Linked DNA regions of Homo sapiens: region 1 is linked to region 2. A link is a loop called in an ENCODE intact Hi-C map of the cell type or tissue named here. Cell type or tissue: IMR-90. All regions are shown on one strand. Links, peaks and the distances in the headings refer to the core of each region. The heading gives the core; the rest is flanking DNA. Region 1 overlaps LOC124903071 (a long non-coding RNA gene). Region 2 overlaps TAFA2 (TAFA chemokine like family member 2).

Region 1 (2,933 bases), core at 149-2,648, 1.7 Mb after region 2:
ATGCCATTTGCAGCAACATGGATGAAAATGGAGGTTATTATGTTAAGCCAGGCACAGAAAGACAGATGCTGCATATTCTCTCTCATATATGGCGACTAAAATAATTGATCGAATGGAGGTAGAGAATAGAAGGATAGATGCCAGAGAATAGGAAGTGTATGTAGGTGGGAGTAGGGAATTTAAGAAAGGTTGATTAGTGGGTACAAATATACAGTTAGATAGAACAAATAAGCAACAAAATTCAGTAGCAGAGTAAGGTGACTATAGTTAGCAACATTGTATTATACATTTCAAAGTAGCTAGAGGAGAGGAATTGAAATGTTACCAAAACCAAAATGATAAATACTCAAGATGATGGATACCCCATATATCTTGACTTTATTACACAATCTATTCATGGAACAGATGCATGCAGCCCCTAAATATGTAAAATGTTTTGATTCAATAAAAATGTATAGCATGTAAAATTATGTATAGTACATAATACTTGAAAATAATAAAGTTATTGGTTTATGTACTTACTATACTATATTTTTATCATTATTTTAGCATGTTTTCTTACTTACTAAAAAAGGTAGCTGTAAAACAACCTCGGGGAGGTCCTTCAAAGGGAATTTCAAAGGAACTCATTGTTGTCATAGGAGATGACAGCTCCGTGAGTGTTTTTGCCCCTGAAGACTTTTCAGTAGGACAAGATAGGGAAGTGTTAAGATAGTGATATTGATGATCCTGATCTTGTGTAAGCCTAGGTTAATATATGTGTTTGTCTTTTATTTTTAACCAGTTTAAAAAGTAAACAATAATTATAAAAAATTAAAATTAGAAAAATATATTTGAATTATATTATTTTTGTACAGTTGTACAGTGTGTTTGTGTTTTAAGCTAAGTGTTATTACAAGAGTCCAAAAGGTTAAAATCATTTAAGTAAAACAGTTTCAGTAAGCTAAGTTTAATTTATTACTGAGGAAATAAATTTTTTAAAATTTAGTATAACCTAAGTGTACAGTGTTTAAAGTCTACAGTAGTCCACAGTAATGTTGCAGGCCTTCACATTTACTCACTGTTTACTTACTGAGTCATCCAAAGCAATGTCCAGTCCTGTAAGCTTTAACCGAGATAAGTGTCCTGTATACATGTACCGTATTTATTTTTATTCCATATTCTTTCTGTAACTTTTCTATGTTCAAATATGTTTAGATATGCAAATACTTACCATGGTGTTATAAATGCCTGCAGTGTTCAGTGCAATAACATGATGTATAGACATGTGGCCTAGAAGTAATAGGCTATACTATATAGCCTAGGTGTGTAGTAGGCTATGCCATCTTGATTTGTGTAAGTACACTCTATGATGTTTGCACGAAAAACCACCTAAACGCATGTCTCAGAACTTATCCCTGTGACTCACTAAGTGAGGTATGACTACTTCAAATGAAGTATCACAAGCTATTGGCCCAGAATTTTAATATCCTTTCTAAAAGCAGAATAATTAAATGCTTTCATCTGGCAATCTTACCTGTAAATGGTTTCTATGTGGTATCTTTCCAATGAGGAGTGATTTAAAAATTATTTTCAGGTGTTACTTGGCTTGCTTAGAAAGAGTTCTCGTCAATATATAAAAATGGCATGTTGGCCCATTTAAAATTAGTCCAAGTTCCAAATGTAGGTTAGAAATGAGCTGTGTGTAAATAATGCTCCCAAAGTACATTTTTACAGTGTAATAAGTGATGTTATTCACTGGGAACATTTTGACACTTCTACATTTGGCAAACAGTGGCAGCTCATTTTAAATCTACCTGCTTTTAGAAATAGCAACTGGTGATTTTGAAGATGGCTGAATTTGCTAAAGTCATTCAATAAACAAACTGTTGCAAATCATTTTGATGCACACAGTGAAAGGTCAGAATTCCAAAGCAAACACACAACCAAATACATTTCCAGGCAGTGATTGTGTAAAGTTTATTAAGAGAAGCAAAATGGATAAAAATTGTATGAGAATATGCAAAGGTAAATGTTCTCTAGGCTGCCTTGTTTTCCTTGTCTGCATCTTAAACTTCGAGCATGCTGGAATACTGAAAACATAAACTCTTTCCAATTAATTTAATACAGGATCATAATAGGTAGTTCACCCCCTTCTAATGGCAAGCTGCCAGTCAGAACCAGTTGATCCCTATTAAAATGAAATAAAAACAAAACTAGTGTCAATATTTGGGTAAAAACACAAATGAGAAAGAAAAACAATCTCCTTATAATTAAATTAATTGTAAACATGAATATTTCAGACTATACAAAAATATAAAGTGATTCAATCATTTAAATAGACCTGCAAAACAAAGAAACTTCTAGAAGCACATGGAGCTGCATGCCTTTTTGTATAATTATAACAACTGTTATTTTTGGAGCTTTGGGATGTATTGAATACTTTAATGTCCATTATTTTATTTACTCATTTATTCCTTTATTCAGCATGAATTTGCTGGGTACCTACTGTAAAAATTTAAAGGTGAGTTATAAATAAAGCCTTGGTGCTATTAACATATATATGGTATTGAAATTAGAAGATGGGATGAGTACTTCTCAGGTGATTACATATTTAGAATGAAACAGGCAAACGGTGGATTGATCAAGATATTCTAAAAATGATATTAAGTATTTTAGTTTATGGATAGAATTTACAGCAAAGAACAAAAATAATAAATGAGTGTGGATTTTTAAAAATTAAGTATATCAAGAGTGCAACAAAGAGGAGGGTGAGTATATAATGAATAAGTTCAGTACGATAAAGACTTCAAGTTTGACTTTCATATTTTAAGCTACATGCTGACACTGGAAAAGTAATAAAAATCTGTAGTAGTTTATAATTAGATATGGATAATGTGTATTAGACAGCAAGAGGGCTGAATGATCAGCCTTCAGGTAATCTGTACATTGCC
Region 2 (2,933 bases), core at 104-2,603:
GGGAAATGTTGGCAATTGGGTACAAAATTCCAATTAGGAGGAATAGGTTCTTATGTTCTTTTGGACAGTAGGCTTGACTATATTTAATGATAAAGTATTGTATATTTTAAAATAACTAGAAGAGAGAATTTTGAATGCTCTCGCCACAAAGAAATGATAAATGTTTGAGGTGATGGATTTGCTAATTACATTGATTTGATCATTATACAGTGTATACATGTATGTAAATATCACACTGTACCCCGTATTGTTATGTATCAATTTAAAAGAAAGTAAAACTTTAAAAAAAGTACACTTCTGAAAGTGTAGTACTAGCAATCAAAAGAAAGAAGATGGGGTCTGTTTTTTCAAGATGAGCTATCTTTATAAAATTACAGAATGGGGCCCTGGAAGTCATTAGATCACTCTCCCATTCAAAGCAGAAATTATCTCTGTAGTGTTCCTGATAAGTTCATTTACTTATCCATTCATCAAATATTTATGACCTACTATGAACTAGGTTCTCTTCCAGTCACTGTGAACAGAACAGTGAACCACATAAGTTAAGTCTCTGCTTCACAAAGCTTGCTTCCTCGTGGGAAGATACAGATTATAAATAAAACAAAATCACTTTGATAGTAACAAGTAATATATATTATGAAGATCAGGGTAAGAGGATGTGGTGATTTCGTATAGGGTAATAAAGGAAGGTCTTTTTGATGTTGGAACATTTATGCCCTAAATGAGCTGTAAGACGAGGCTGTGTGTCTATGTGTGTAAAGAACATTACAATCATAGGGGTCAGAAAATGCAAAAGCCCCTGGGAGATGACATGCTCAGCATGCTCCAGGAATAGGAAGCGGTCAGTGTGGCTGGAGCAGAAGGAGCATGGGGGCCAGGAAGAATGGTAGAGAGGTGGCCAGGTGACAGATCACACAGGACGCATCTTCATCACCCTTCCCAGAGTTTCCTTCAATCATGCTTCACAGGCAAGATTCATTTCTTAACACCTCATAAAAAGAAATATATAGTCCATTTAGTCTTATGAGATAAGAAATATTATAATAAGTTTATAGTTGTTAGTTTAAGTAACTTGCAGATGTCTGAAGCACACACTTGTAATGAACATTTGTGATGAGTTAGGGATCTGTCTCCCTTTTTTCCTTGCAAGGAGATATTAAAATGGTTGATGGGGGCTTACTAATGAATTGTGATAGAAAATGGGTTGGGGAGAAGATATATTGGTCACTGAATTTGGTGACTTCCATTTAAATGACAATGTCAGTGCTTGCAATTGATATTTGAAGCTGATAAACTATTGACAGTTTCCTCGGTAAAATATGGAAAAACATTGGGTGGCTCCATCCATCTGAGTATGATTTCCCTTTTCTCTTCCTAGTTGTAGCCTCTCTTAGACTTTAGTTAGTAGTAAAGCAAACATAAAATGCTGGAACAAATATAAATATTACTATTCAGTGCCTTGTAAATCTATTTTATCTCCCATTTTAAGTGTATATGATATTATATATAATTATGTTATTATAACATGATAGTTATTTCTAAATCAATCATTTGTAGGCTACTCTATTTCGGATCTTTAGATACATCTGCTATCCACGTGAAATTTATAGGAGCGCTTTGGTTTGAAGTATGACCATTTTCCTCTTCTTACCAGCAGAGGGCACGCTTCACAACCCTGTTTGCCTTTGTCAACAAAAAGCAGTGATGAAATAGGAAGGTTTAAAGACAAAAACAAAAACAAAACAAAACAAACCACTGATAAACTTTCAAATCTCATGTGCTTGGTTTACAAAACAAAAGTATCATCAAAATGGAAAGAAATTTAGGATCTAGTCAGTACTACCATCACCAGGGTAGATTTTATACTGTTCAAATCATCTAAGAGAGATTGAAGTAGTTTTAATAAATTGAGAGAAGAAAGAAATACAATAAAGCTGTGCTATGAGTCTTCATAGTATTATAAAAATGAAAATGTTGAAGTTTATTTTGCTTAATAGAGCTTGATAGGAAAATGATGAATTGTAAATTTTAATAAGTAGATGATTTGAGGGTAGATTAAGACTTATTTTTGGATTTTGCAGTTATTTCTTTCTCAGACATGTTTTTTCATTGGCAGATATACGAATCAGAAGGACATCGAACTTGAGTTGCATCACTTACTATTTGTGCAACTTAGGGCAAATGAACTGTCTACACCTCACTTTGCTTATCTGTAAAATCCATATAGTATTTTTGTGGATTAATGGAAAGAAAGCAGGATGACAGAGAGGGAACCTGCTTTCTAGTTTATCCCTATAACCTTAGAGAAAACATTGATCCTCTCTGGTGCTAATTTTCCTGCTCTCAGAATGAATAGTTTGAACTAGATTATCTATAATATGTGTGGTGTATAGTCAATGAAAGCACTTTCATGCTAAAATTTCATATTAAAGTTTCTAGTAAGCTAGAAAATGCTATATGCATGTAACTGAATTAAACATGCATTTCCTCTATTTTACATTAAATTATTTTCTATATGAATTTCCAGAAACATATCTGTATTCTGAAGTCACAAATAATCTATATTTAAGATCTCATTGGAAATGGAAGGAAGGAAGAAGCAAGGCTAAAGTGGAGACGATAGCAATAAAATTAGAACTTTTCTTCCATTCATTCATTTATTCATTTATATTGTGTATATATATGGTATATTGCATAATGTTTTGATATACACATACATAGTAAAGAAATGATTACTACAGTCAAGCAAATAAACACTGCCGTCACCTCACATAGTTATCTTTCTTTGGTGGTAACACCTAAACTCTACTCTTCTAGCAAATTTCTAGTATATGATACAATATTATTGACTATAGTCTTTATCTTACACATTAGCTTTCTATATTTAATCATCCTACATAACTGCAATTTTGAACTCTTTGACCTACATCTCT

Evidence for each region. A loop is a pair of places that touch in the nucleus more often than their neighbours do. Peaks named below come from ENCODE experiments on the same cell type or tissue, not always from the same donor. Only the 100,000 strongest peaks of a DNase experiment are listed, where the experiment ranks them.
Region 1: it touches region 2 in a loop (5-fold over the local background); 2 of 110 quality-filtered maps call a loop at or near these places.

The regions. Positions count from the first base shown.
Region 1 is chr12:60,264,884-60,267,816 of GRCh38, reverse strand. LOC124903071 (a long non-coding RNA gene) reads right to left here. Exons shown (of 2, transcript XR_007063566.1): 2 at 1,935-2,170. Among named protein-coding and RNA genes, the nearest start is that of SLC16A7, 670 kb to the right of the region's middle. In IMR-90, for the core only: no CTCF peak of the experiment used is centred there; DNase peaks (open chromatin) are centred at 1,086 and 1,376.
Region 2 is chr12:62,005,045-62,007,977 of GRCh38, reverse strand. All of the region lies in intron 1 of TAFA2 (TAFA chemokine like family member 2), which reads left to right. Among named protein-coding and RNA genes, the nearest start is that of TAFA2, 190 kb to the left of the region's middle. In IMR-90, for the core only: a CTCF peak has its summit at 1,654 (motif pointing right); no DNase peak of the experiment used is centred there.